2 separate regions of the Homo sapiens genome follow, and region 2 is linked to region 1. The links are chromatin contacts, found by Hi-C or POLR2A ChIA-PET in ENCODE. All regions are on one chromosome and are shown on one strand. Each heading gives the region's core, a stretch centred on a gene start or an enhancer-like site at or near the end of the contact. The rest is flanking DNA. Distances are from core to core; before and after follow the strand shown.

Region 1 (6,868 bases), core at 422-2,921:
CAAACCATCCTCCTGCCTCAGCCTCCCAAGTAGCTTGGACCACAAGCGTGCACCACCACACTCAGTGAATTCTGGTACTTTTTGTAGGGACAGGGTTTCGCCATATTGCCCAGGCTGTTCTTGAACTTGTGAGCTCAAGTGATCCATCTGCCTTGGCATCCCAAAGTGCTGGGATTACAGGCATAAGCCACCACACCCAGCTGCAATTGACTTTTATGTGACCATTTTGTGTCCTGCAACTTTACTGAATTGTTTGTTAGTTTTAATAGCTTTTTAATGGATGCAATTTTTAGGGTTTGCTGCATATAGGATCATGTCATCTTCAAACAGAGATAATTTTACTTCTTCATTGTCAATATGGATGCCTTTTATTTCTCTTTCTTGCCTAATTGCTCTGGCTAGGATTCCAGTACTATGTTATTAGAAGTGGTGAAAGCAGGCATCCTTACTTATTCCTGGTCTTAGAGAACAAGCTTTCAGTCTTTCACTATCAGGTTTGTTTTAATCTGCACATAACTATGCTTAGGTAGTTTCCTTCTATTCCTAGTTTGTTGTGTATTTCTCCATTGTTTTGGACAAAAGTCATGTGTTAATCTTACTGTCATTTCTGTGTATATGATGGATTTTCTTTTCTGCTTTCAAGTTTTTATTTTCTTCTTTTCAACAGTTTAATTATAACGTGCTCATGTGTGGATCTCTTTGAGTCTATCCTACTTCTGGCTCATTCAGATTCTAGGATGTGTAGATTAATGTTATCATCAAATTTTGGAATTTTTCAGCCATTTTTTTCTTTGAATATTTTTTCTGCCCATTTCTCTATTTTTTCCCTCTTTCTCAGAGTCCTGTTACCTGGATGTTGGTGCATTTGATGATGGGCCAAGGCTTCTTAGTCTCTGTTCATTTTCTTCAGTCTTTTTTCTCTCCATTATTCAGCTTGTATAATCTCTGCTGATCTATCCTCAAGATTGCCAATTCTTTATTTTGTCAGCTCAAATTTGCTTTTAAGCCCCTCCAGGGAAATTTTCATTTTAGACACTATACTTTTCAAATCCAGAATTTCTATTGGTTCTCTTAAAAATAATTTTTCTTGGCAGGGCACGGTGGCTCATGCCTCTAATTCCAGCACTGTAGGAGGCTGAGGCGGGTGGATCACCTGAGGTCAGGTGTTTGAGACTAGCCTGGCCAACATGGAAAAACCCCATTTCTACTAAAAATACAAAACTTAGCAGAACTTATAACAAACTACAAAAACTTATAACAAAACTGCAAAACTGTGAGAAAAAATAATCATTTGAAAACTGGAGATTGATCAAAATTATAAGTAGTAGGTAGAATAATGGGTGACAGAGTGAGATTCTGTCTCAAAAAAAGAAAAAAGAAAAAACTAACACAGTATGTAACAAATTGAGAAGTGTTTACTTTGAAAAGTCTTGAACTTTAATGAGAAAAGAATGAGGGCTTTGTGTGGGTGGGTGGGTGTTTCAGAGCTTCCTCACTCAGTCATTCTGGAAGTCCCATCTATATGTGATACATTCTTACAATGGAATACTGTGGAGGAATGAGAATGAAGTAAAAGGGCAAGCAAAGACATGGCTGAATCTCCTAAACATAATGTTGAATGAAAGGAGTCAGGCACAGGCCAGGTGCAGTGGCTCATGCCTGTAGTCCTAGCTGCTAGGGGAGCTGAGGTGGGAGGATAGCTGAGGTTGAGGCTGAAGCGAACCGTGATCGTGCCACCGGACTCCAGTCTGGGTGACAGAGCGAGACGCTGTCTCAAAAAAAGAGAAGAAGTCAGGCATAAAGGAATGCTTTCTGTATGATTCAGTGTTTCTTTCTGTTCTTTGTTTGTTTGTTTTTTTGAGACAGTGTTTCTCTCTGTCACCCCCCCCGGCTCATTGCAGCCTTGGCCTCCCAGGCTCAAGTGATCCTCCCACCTCAGTCTCTCTAGTAGCTAGGGGCCACAGGCTTGCATCACCATGCCTGGCTAATTTTTGTATTTTTTTTTTTTTTTTTGGAGAGATGGGGCCTCACTACATTGCCTAGGCTGGTCTCGAACTTGGGCTCAGGTAATCCTCCTACCTCAGCTTCCCAAAGTGCTGGGATTAGAGGCATGAGCACCCAGTGCACCCAGTCACTTTTTCTATGATTCAAATAGAAATAACTAGTTTAGGTATTAGGAGCCAGAATGGGCTTTCCTTGGTGGTGGCAGCAGAGGGGTTGTGATGGAAGAGGTCATGAGGGGGTTTCTGGGTTCTTCTTCTTCTTCTTCTTCTTCTTTTTTTTTTTTTTTTTTTTTTTTTTTTGAGACAGAGTCTTGCTCTGTCACCCAGGCTGGAGTGCAGTGGCGTAATCTCTGCTCACTGCAACCTCTGCCTCCCGGATTCAAGCAATTCTCCTGCCTCAGCCTCCCGAGTAGCTGGGACTGCAAGCACCCACCAACACGCCTGGCTAATTTTTGTATCTTTAGTAGAGATGGGGTTTCACCATATTGGCCAGGCTGGTCTCAAACTCCTGACTTTGTGATCCGCCTGCCTCGGCCTCCCAAAGTGCTGGGATTACAGGTGTGAGCCACCATGCCCAGCTCTTGTTCTTCTTCTTCTTTTTTTATTTTTTAACTTTTTATCTTCTAGTAATTTCAAACTTACAGCAAATTTGCAAAAATAGAGTAAAGAAATCCTGTATTTCCTGTATTTCCATCATCCTGATCCACCAACTGTTAACATTTTACCACTTGAGAAAATAATAATTCTTTCCGTACGAGGAGTCCAAGCCCATGTAGATACAGCATCCCTGTGACAGTGACTTCCAGGATCCCACACTAAAAGAAGGGCAAGAGGAGGAGCCTTCTGACACATGGTTGGTCCTGGGGGACCCATTCCTTAGGTAGGTGGCCACTGACCACAGAAAGAGATGACACTGTTCATTGTCCAGTTTGAAGGCTCCTGAGATTCCAAACGCTCTTGGTTCCCCCCTGGTCTTCTCTATAATTCTCCATCTGTGTCCAGATTACCAGGCTTCAGGGTGAGTAAATAACAGGGAACCGAGGGTTGGGAGGCACTACGGAAAGAACCCTGGGCTCTGGGATAAACGTCCATACATTTTCTTCTTCTTTCTTCCCCTCACACCATTCCTCATGCTTTTCTGCTTCCCCTTTCTGCTTCCTTCCCTATAAGATGTCACCTCCTCTCAGTTTCAGCCACTACCTCTTGTCTGGGGACTGGGAGTTGGAGTTTCCCTGGGTCAAGCATGTCACCGTCCAGCTCGGGTGTTCCATCTGTGAAATGTGCAAGGGGCATTTATACCCTTTCAATCACCAAAGGCTGTTGTAAAGATCATTTGGAGCTGCGAATGTGCAAGTTGTTGATCCTCAAATAGCCTGGCAGTGGCAGGCATGACCAGTCCCATTTCACAGAGTCAGGGCCTGAGTCCCAAGGGCACAGGGCCTGGTAGTCAAGCTTCACTGCCAGTTGGTAGCAGAGCCCGTATCTCTGAGACTTAGGATATAGCCATGCTACTCACACCCTCACCCTACAGGCTATAAGATGACTCTCATTTTTATAGAATACCAAAAAGCCAATTGGAAACCCACAAAACATATCAAATGGCAGAAGAGGTAGATGGAATGTGTAGAATTGTTTGCTTTTCTAAGGGTTTTCTTCTTGAAGAAAGAGCAATTGTGGTTTTACAATGGGACTTGCTCGGAAATCCAGGCCAGGACAAGCTGCTTATTCAGAACAAAGTCCTGGAGGGTAAGTCATCTTCTCTTTGCCCAATCATTGTTCCTTGGAGGATGTCCATTATTTGCAGAGCCTGGCTGGCTCTTTGCCAAACCTATTTCCTCTTCTTGAGTACACCTCTTCTGTTTCCCAGCCTTCCTTGCAAACAGGTGAGGTCAGGTGTCTGAATTCTGGCTAATGGAATGTGATCAGAGCTGATGCACCCAACTTCCAGGCTTGGACCAAAAAAGTTTCCCACGCTCCAGGCCTGCTTCTATTTTCCCTTTTATGACTTGATGTAGATGAACACGGCGATCTGTTAACAACAGCAGAACCACAAATGGGAGGAGTCCGGGTGCCTGAACCGCCACTTGGAGAAGAGCTGCCCATTAATCAGGAACATCTGTTTTGGACTTTATGTGGTGAAACATAAACTTACTGTGTCTGAGCCATTATACAATTTGAGGTTTGTTTGTTATGACATCTGACGTTACAGTACCTAATACATGCCAGTTTACCTGATTCCAATGGTTCCTTTTTTAACTACAGAAGACATTTATATCCTTCACGTGTTCAATGATTTCTCCCACATAAATCAAAAGTATTTTCTTAGTCCCCTATTAGAACCTCAGGAATAAAGTGTGCTCCAGGGTTTCATCTCTCCCCTCTCTGAAGTGGATCTTCCTCTCATGACTCTGCCATCCCAAGGAATTCCTAAGAAGTATTTGCAATCAGAATTGGAATGAAGAGACAAGAAAAAGGAGAATTGATGATAGCAAGTATTGACTGTTCTTTTGAGTTTTACTGTAAAGGTCCAGCACCTGGAAGGGGATGTGGGATCTGTTTTCCTAATGCACTGTTTTCTTAAGATGGGAGAATTACTGGTTTGTTGCATGCCAGTGAGAATGCTACTGTAGGGCCGGGCGCGGTGGCTCACACCTGTAATTCCAGCACTTTGGGACACTGAGACAGGTGGATCGCTTGAGGTCAGGAGCTCAAGGCCAGCCTGGCCAACAAAGTGAAACCCCGTCTCTAAAAACAAATACAAAAATTAGCCAGGTGCGGTGGTGTGTGCCTGTAATCCCAACTACTTGGGAGGCTGAGGCAGGAGAATCGCTTGATCCCGGGAGGCAGAGGTTGCAGTGAGCCAAGATTGCACCAATGCACTCTAGCCTGGGCAACAGAGCGAGAGTCTGTCTCAAAAAAAAAAAAAGAGAGAGAGAGAGAGAATGATACAGTAGAAAGGAGGAAATTGATGATGCAGGAAAGAAACAGGAGAATTAGGAGTGATGTCCTTCAGGGGTGCCCAAACTTTTGGCTTCCCTGGGCCACATTGGAAGAAGAAGCATTGTCTTGGGCCACACATAAAGTACACTAACACTAATGATAGCTGATGAGCTAAAAAAAAAAAAAAAAAAAAGTCGCCCAAAAAATCTCCTAATGTTTTAAGAAAGTTTACGCATTTGTGTTGGGCCACATTCAAAGCTGTCCTGGGCCTCAAGCGACCCACAGGCCTTGGGTTGGACAAGCTTATCCTTGAGTGAGGAACAAGGAAAATGCAGTGGGCAGATGCGACAGTTGCAGGTGGGTGTGGTCTTCTGGTAACTTCTCGTTTCTTGGGGACATGGGAATCAGGGTCACAGGTTTCAAGTGCAGATCAGTGAGGAGGAGTTTGAAGGTTTGAGTGGAGACAGGAAAGTATGAAATAGTCAAAGAGAGTGGGAGAGCGAATGAGTCAGGGAAACGCAGTGGGACTTTTGGGTGGCACTGAGGTGAGTGATCTTGGATTTACCATTAGCGTGACTGGGTGGCTTTCTCCAGCCGTGTCAGCTGCACTGGGGCAGGTACAGAGTTGGTGGAGAGTTGGGTTTTCCGGGTTCCGGTTTTACTAGGAGTTAGCAGGAATGAGAGTTGAAGTTATTTGGGAAGAGAGTCGAGGGTGTAGGTAAACGATGTCTGTAATGAAAGACCACGGAAGTTGGGAGCTTAGCAAGGTGACAATTAAGGACGTGAAGGAGAGGCAAGGGAAAAGGGCAGGATCAGCCTGGGTGAGCCTAAAGGACTATTGGAGTTGGATGCTCAAGGCAATGAGCTGGACAGACAGATGGTGGTGGTTGGAGAGTGCGGTGTTTTATGTTGAGACTATGCAAAGGCAGTTACTGGTAATGACATGGTTCAGGATATGACCTTGGGAGTGAGGGGCTGAGGCAGGTGGAGGACAAGCTCACGGGAGGAAAGGAGACCATGGGACAGAAAGGCTGGTTACTGAAATCACCCTGTGGCTCTGAGATATGAGGGCCTCGTTTGCTTTCCTAGCTGTACACTGTGTGGGTCACCGAGCTCTCAGTTTGGTATTAGCAATTAATTTATAACACACAGGTCCTTACCTGGGGAATTCAGCCAGATTGTATATTTGTACCCTGCTCCCAGAATGTCTTTTTTCTTTTTCTTTTTCTTTTTTGAGACAGGATTTTGCTCTGTTGCCTAGGCTGGAGTGCAGTGGTGTGATCACAGCTCACTGCAGCCTTGACCTCCTGGGCTTGAGCAATCCTCCCACCTCAGCCTCCCAAATAGCTGGGACTACAGGCATGCATCACCAGGCCCAGCTAATTTTTAAATTCTTTAGTATAGATAGCATCTCGCTATATTGCCCAGGCTAACGTCTCAAACTCCTGGCCTAAAGCAATCCTCCTGCCTCGGCCTTTCAAAGTGCTGGGATTACAGGCGTGAGCCAGTGCACCCAACCCAGAATCTTACTTTTTAATGACTGAACCGCATTTAGTGTTAGTTACACATGTGTATGGTTGAGATATATGAAAATTCAATATATTTTATAGTTGAAGTATTCTAAAGTAATGGATCTTTCTAGCAAATAGTAGTGACTTCAGCTAATGAAATATTCCTTTTGCACCACAGTCCTTGGCTTCACAAAGATGAGAATCTTTTAACACAAGAACTCTGTGTTAAAGAGATGTGATTGGCTGGGCACGGTGGCTCACACCTGTAATCCCAGCACTATGGGAGGCCGAGGCAGGCGGATCACAAGGTCAGGAGATCGAGACCATCTTGGCTAACATGGTGAAACCCCGTCTCTACCAAAAATACAAAAAATTAGCCAGGCGTGGTGGTGGGCACCTGTAGTCCCAGCTACT
Region 2 (6,406 bases), core at 218-2,717, 79 kb before region 1:
TCTCTTTGTACCAGCTAAAGAAACACAGGCTACTCCTCCAAGTGTGGTCCAGGGCCAAGCCCAGGCCATCCCTGGTACCACTGCAAGGTTTGGCTCTGTGGCCAGTCCTGGGCTGGGCCTCACATCCCTCTCTGCCTTCAGGGGGAAGAATTTTTGTCTCCCTCTTGGCCACATCCTAAGCTCAAGGCTCTAAGCAAATGCCAGGGTCAGGACCAAGAGGACCAGATATTTCAAGCTGGATATGGAACCAGACTGGCAGGAAGGGGCCCTCTGCTGACAACCAGGGACCAGTCCCTCATCCCAAACGCTTGGCCCCAGGAGCCCATTCACCGTCTTCAAACGCCTGGTCCTCAAACATTCATTCAGTTCGTCCAATATACTTTTAAAAAATTACCAACATTATAAAATTAGATTTCATGAAAACCTGAAGACTTCATGTAAAAATTTTATATTAAAAAAATCTTGGCCGGGTGCAGTGTGGCTCATGCCTGTAATCCCAGCACTTTGGGATGCCGAGGCAGGCAGATCACTTGAGGTCAGAAGTTAGAGACCAGCCTGGCCAACATGGTGAAACCTCGTCTCCAATAAAAATACAAAAATTAGCCAAGAGTGATGGTGCCCACCGGTAATCCCAGCTACACAGGAGGCTGAGGCGGAAGAATCACTTGAACCTGGGAGGCAGGGGTTGCAATGAGCTAAGATCGTGCCACTGCACTCCAGCCTGGGCAACAGAGCGGGACTTTGTCTAAAAAAAAAAAAAAAAAAACTTAGGATATCAAAAGATTTCGCTCCAAAGGGGCTGCATTCCCACTAGGAACAGATGAAGTGAGTATAGAGGCAGCTTGCGATGGGCAGATGGATGCTGGCTTCTCCAGGGTCCCTCCTGACCCAATTTACTCACATATCTTGCCTGGATCCTGTAGGGGTCTGTAGCCCCCATGCCAGAAAATCCCAAATTGGCCATGCTAATCCAGCCTTCTCTAGATGCAGTTAAGCCCTCTCTGCCCCATTCGTTGAGGGTCCAGAAGCACAAGAAGCAATGTCCTGCCACTGTGGCAGAAGGGAGCCTCCTTCCATTAACAGCCACGGCTGGAGCCCCAAATCTGCACCTAAGAGACACACAGGCTTTTATCTCTGGAGATTTCTCTCTTAGAGGTCCCTGGGACGTGAGGGAGGGGGTGGACCCTGAGCCCGGAAGTCAAGGCACCGCCTCCTCGCCCCAAAATCTTCCCTGCAAGCCCAGCGACCCCTGCAAACGCTGCCTGTTTCTGCCAGGGATGTCGAGATCTAACAAACCCATTCTGTCTTGAGGATGACTCACGTTTCCTCGGTTTAAAAAGTCATTGAATTCCAAACAATGCCGCCTAGTCCCAGCCTTGCTTGTCTTACAATCATGTGCCTTTCTCGCCTCTCTTCTCACTGAAAGCCTCAGACCCCAGCTGCAGGGGTTTTCCGGGTCAGAGGAAAAAAAAAACCAGCAGCTTTCTGTGTGTCTGGCCGGGGTACTTCCCATGTCCGCTCTCAGCCCTGTGTCCTGGGGAGACTGTCCTGGGGCAAACCTGGGGAGCCCAGCCTCTCCCAGGCCTCAGGGCCTCACCTGCAGGCAGCCAGGTGCCCGAGCTTGTCCTGCACACTTGAGGCCCTGGCCTGGGCAACTTCTGACAGCTTGCCACAGCCTCCAGCCACAGGGCTGCCTACCTGGGCCAAGCTACAATCTCACAAACTCACACAACACAGGCACAAATTCTGACCACCCCCAGAGGGAAATTTTTTTTTTGAGGTGGAGTCTTGCTCTGTCACCCAGGCTGGAGTATAATGGTGTGATCTCGGCTCACTGCAATCTCCGCCTCCTGGGTTCAAGCAATTCTCCTGTCTCAGCCTCCCAAGTAGCTGGGACTAGAGGCGCGCGCCACCACACCTGGCTAATTGTTGTATTTTGCTAATTGTTGTATTTTTTGTAGAGACAGGGTTTCACCATATTGGTCAGGCTGGTCTCAAACTCCTGACCTCAGGTGATCCACTCACCTCAGCCTCCCAAAGTGCTGGGATTACAGGCGTGAGCCACCACACCCGGCCGGGAAAAATATTTTTAAGATTCCAAATGGCCTCTTACAAATCCACTCAACAGCCCCTCACTTCTACTCCCCTCCTGGGACAAAGTCAAGCCTGTGTCCTTCCTGGCTCATGGTTCCCCAAAAAACCGTGCACCTAGGCATGGTGGCTCACTCCTGTACTCCCAGAATTTTGGGAGGCCAAAGTGAGAGAACTGCTTGAGCCCAGGAGTTCAAGACCAGCCTGGGAAATAAAGTGAGACTCCTCTTCTACAAAAAATAAAAATAAAAATTAGCAGGGCATGGTGGCACGTGCCTGTAGTCCTAGCTACTGGGGAGGCTGAGATGGGAGGATCACATGAGCCCAGGGGTTCAAGGCTGCAGTGAGCCATTATTGAGCCACTGCACTCCAGCCTGCACATAGTGAGACACTGTCTTGAAGGAAAAATAGAAAAACTGGACCTCTGAACCATCAATCCTCACCTCCACCCCTGGCTCTGCAGATCAGCTTAGGTCAGTGAGGATGTCAGGCCACCCCCCCACACCCTGCCACTTCTTCTAGGGAAAGTCACAGTGGTCCTGTCATAGCCACTTCCAGTACCCCCACCCAGACTCACCACCAGTGGCCAGGGAACCATGTACAACTTCATGTGCAGCTGAAACAGGTAGAGGTTGAAGAGGACGATTGTCACCAGCCAGAGGAAGACAGCGACGAACATCACCCAGCCATAGGCCGGATACAGGTGGTACGGGGTGTCCGCAATCAGCGCCCACACCAGCAGCCCCAGCACCTAGGAGGGTCAGACAAGGCAGGATTGGCCAGAGATGCGGTTTCATTTCTTATCTAGCTAAGAAATACTGGCCAGGCACAGTGGCTCATGCCTGTAATGTCAGCACTTTGGGAGCCCAAGGTGTAATAATCGCTGGAGGCCAGGAGTTCAAGACCAGCCTGGGCAACAGAGCAAGTCCCCATCTCTACAGAAAAATTAAGGCCGGGCGCAGTGGCTCACGTCTGTAATCCCAGCACTTTGGGAGGCTGAGGTAGGCAGATCACCTGAGGTCAGGAGTTCGAGACCAGCCTGGCCAACATGGTGAAACCCTGTCTCCACTAAAAATACAAAAATTAGCCAGGCATGGTGGCGTGTGCCTGTAATCCCAGCTACTTGGGAGGCTGAGGCAGGAGAATTGCTTGAATCTGGGAGGCAGAGGTTGCAGTGAGCTGAGATCACGCCACTGCACTCCAGCCTGGGAGACAAAAGTGAAAATCCGTCTCAAAAAGCAAAAATAATAATAATAATAATAATAGTTAGCCAGGTATGGTGGTGCGCACCTGTGGTCCCAGCTACTCATGAGGCTGAAGCAGGAGGATCACATGGGCCCAGGAGTTAAAAGCTGCAGTGAGCTATGATCATGCCACTGCATGCCAACCTCAGAGACAGAGTGAAATTGTCTCAAAAAATAGAAAAAAATTTAAAAAGGAATGCTGACTTGGCTCGTGTGATACACCACTGTACCGGGGCCCTGCCCTGCACTCTCACTCCTCTTGCAGGTCTCAGCTGAGATGTCAGGTGCTCCAGGACACCCCCACGCCTCCAGCCGGCATCCCAGAGCCCTCATCAGTGCTCACAGGGCCCCCCAGGCACCCACCATCCAGGGCCATAATCGTTCCCTTCCCCAGACTGCGAGCTCCACGAGGGCACAGCCGTGGCTGTCTCACAGCTACGTCCCCACACCCAGCACAGGCCCTAGGCCCTGCCAGGGGCTCAGTAAAAGCTGCTGAAAGGAAGATCAAGTCACCACAGTCCCAGAGGCGGGAAGACAACAGCCCTGTGTCCTCCCTCCCAGCTGGGCCCAGCAGAGAACGTCACAAGGGCCTCTGGGTGACCTCCTGCCCAACACCCCACGTCTCCGGCTCTCCCAGATGCCCTTCTATACAGGTGTTGCCATCTCACAGGTGAAACTGGGCCTCCAGGAAGCCAAGGGGCCTACCTGTCAGGCTGTTCCCACACGGCAGGATGGGCCTGACCATCCCAGCAGAGCATGGGTAGTGGCTAACAGCATGAACTCTGGAGCCCAGCTGTCTGGCTTCGATCCCGGCTCTCCTTACCGGCTGTGTGGCCGTGGGCAAGTGTATAACCACCCTTGCTTATCATATAATGACCATTCCTATCTTGTAGAGCTACTGTGAGGACCCACAAGTTCATGCACATAAATGATTGCAGCAGAAGTGTTTTTTTATTATTCCACAAGCCCGAACTGGACTGCACAGGCCCCAGCCCTCACAGCCACAGAGAATTCTCTGCGGCAGGTTTGTCGACTCACTATGCAGACTGTCTCAGGGTGCAGGCCAGCAAAGGGCCAGCTGAGGCAGGGCCCAGGGAGCTCGTGGAGGCCCCCAGAGGCACCTCGGATGTGGCCATCCTGGGCCTCCCCAGCCCCTCCTACCCCCACCCACCCCTTGCTGGTGGAGATGCTCTGGAGAGCGCCTTCTCCACGAGGGCACTCTCTGGAATCCCTGGCCACGGAGAGGACACGAGGGTCTAGCTTTGGAGAAAGGCTCCATTGCCAATCAAGACACACAGAGGTGTCCTCTTTTTCCCCTGGTCAGCGCCCAGGTACATGGCACCAAGGCTGCGTAGTGACCTTGCCACCAGCCCAAGGACAAGTCAGTGGGATCAGAGAAGCGGCTCCGGAGCAGGACCTGCCTCTGGCTGCTAGGGTTTGGAGACAGAAAGTCCTGGCTGCTCCCAGCAGCTGAGGGGCTGCCGCCAGCCCCTAGAGCACCTGAGGGCCTGGGCCTAGAGCACAGACAGAGCTGGGGTGCCTGCCAGGCACCCCATCCAAAAGCAACCTCGTCGAGGACCAGAAGGGAAGCTCCTGTGTGGATCCCTACAGAAGCCAGGGACAAGACTCGGGGGCCTGTAGCTGAGCTGGCCCAGGGAGCCCTCAGCCCTCACAACCCTCCTTCCTCGGCCTACTCCCCATCCCCCAGGGATCTGGCTTGGGAAGGGTATGGCCCAGTGGGGAAGTGGCAGGTGGGGCCTCGAGCTTGGAAGTCAAAAGCTGTGTGGCTGTGTGATGCTGACCGAGTACCTTCCCTGCTCTCCGAGGAAGATTCTGGGTTTTGTTCACTGCTGTATCTTCAGTGCCCAACAGTGCCCGACACATAATATACGCTAAATACACAATGTGCTTAGGAACTAACAATCCTATTTCTTCAACCATGACAGAGACCAGAACCCTGCCCTGCACAGGCACCGTGTATTAAAAGAGGAAGCAGTGGGGCTGGGCGTGGTGGCTTATGCCTGTAATCCTAGCATTTGGGGAGGCCAAGGTGGGAGGATTGCCTGAGCCCAGGCGTTCAAGACCCCATCCTGGGCAATATACAGGGAGCCCATCTCTGCCAAATACTTTAAAAATTAGCCGAGTGTGGTGATGGTGCACCTGTGGTCCCAGCTACTTGGGAGGCTGAGTGGGGAGGATCGCTTGAACCTGGGAGGTTGAGGCTACAGTGAGCCATGACTGTGCCACTGTACTCCAGCCTGAGCAACAGCAAGACCCTGTCTCAAAATAAACGAAAATAAATAAAATTAAAATTAAGTAAAGTTAAAATTAAATTAACAAAATAAATTAATAAGAAGCAGGTGTCCATCTGTGAACTGCCCCTGGCCTTGCCTCCCCCCAACCCAAGTAAGGGGCTCAGCCCAAAGTGGGAGGCCCAGGGAAGGTGTCCCGCTCTCCAGGGCTCAGCACCTGCTCCTCCCCACACTGGGGTGAAGCTCCAGGGATCCACCCCCCAACACACAGCACCCTGCCAGCCTCTGCTGCCCGTCAGCACTCTCACCGCCGCAAGCAGGCCAGGTGAGGGTAGGCAGGTGAGGAAGCCAGGGCGGAGCCACAGGGCCTTGCCCGCTGTCACACACCAAGCTGGGGGCAGAGCCCTTACGAGTGTGGACCCAGGGCAGGATGTCTCAGAACAACACCCTGCCAGAAACAGACACACCTGGAGAGGCCACGAACCCCCAGAGCTGGGGGGAGGCCAGTGTTCTGAAGGAGAACAAACACTTCGGGCAGCACGCCTCCGTCCCTTCTCCAGGTGAGAACTGGGTGCGTCCAAGATAAACAATTATTTTTTCATTTAAAGCCAATTCCTCATGGGCCTCCGCTGCCACTGTGTTGCCAGCTTCCAACTAACTAAAGGAAAGTCAGAAAATGCAATGAACCAAAAATCAAGAAAAGACCAATTCAGGTTTCCACTATCATATGCCTATCAATCACCTGTCCCATGACTCACAGCCTAGGTCACAATAACCACTCAATGCCTTCTCGCTCTGTGCCAGACACATCTCATTGAT

The links. A loop is a pair of places that touch in the nucleus more often than their neighbours do. ChIA-PET counts read pairs that join two places held with the same protein, here RNA polymerase II (POLR2A). Pooled maps may share reads with other maps.
Region 2: a loop to region 1 is called in a pooled map, with 2.6 times the contacts of the local background. The contact joins two enhancer-like sites. A Hi-C loop is called at or near these places in 2 of 50 pooled maps. POLR2A ChIA-PET finds 5 or more read pairs at or near these places in 2 of 52 experiments (CD4-positive, alpha-beta T cell and GM12878).

What each region holds. Positions count from the first base shown.
Region 1 is chr16:57,338,045-57,344,912 of GRCh38, forward strand. No RefSeq gene overlaps it. Among named protein-coding and RNA genes, the nearest start is that of CCL22, 17 kb to the right of the region's middle. Within about 2 kb of position 1,672, at least 2 of the 41 ENCODE cell types and tissues checked have a DNase peak (open chromatin) inside an H3K27ac peak, as active enhancers do; they include GM12878, where a contact is called at or near this core.
Region 2 is chr16:57,259,229-57,265,634 of GRCh38, forward strand. PLLP (plasmolipin) reads right to left here. Exons shown (of 4, transcript NM_015993.3): 2 at 2,669-2,842. Among named protein-coding and RNA genes, the nearest start is that of ARL2BP, 17 kb to the left of the region's middle. RefSeq lists enhancers at 1-390, 1,434-1,573, 1,584-1,643, 2,055-2,610, 2,611-3,164 and 3 more. Within about 2 kb of position 1,468, at least 11 of the 41 ENCODE cell types and tissues checked have a DNase peak (open chromatin) inside an H3K27ac peak, as active enhancers do; they include GM12878, where a contact is called at or near this core.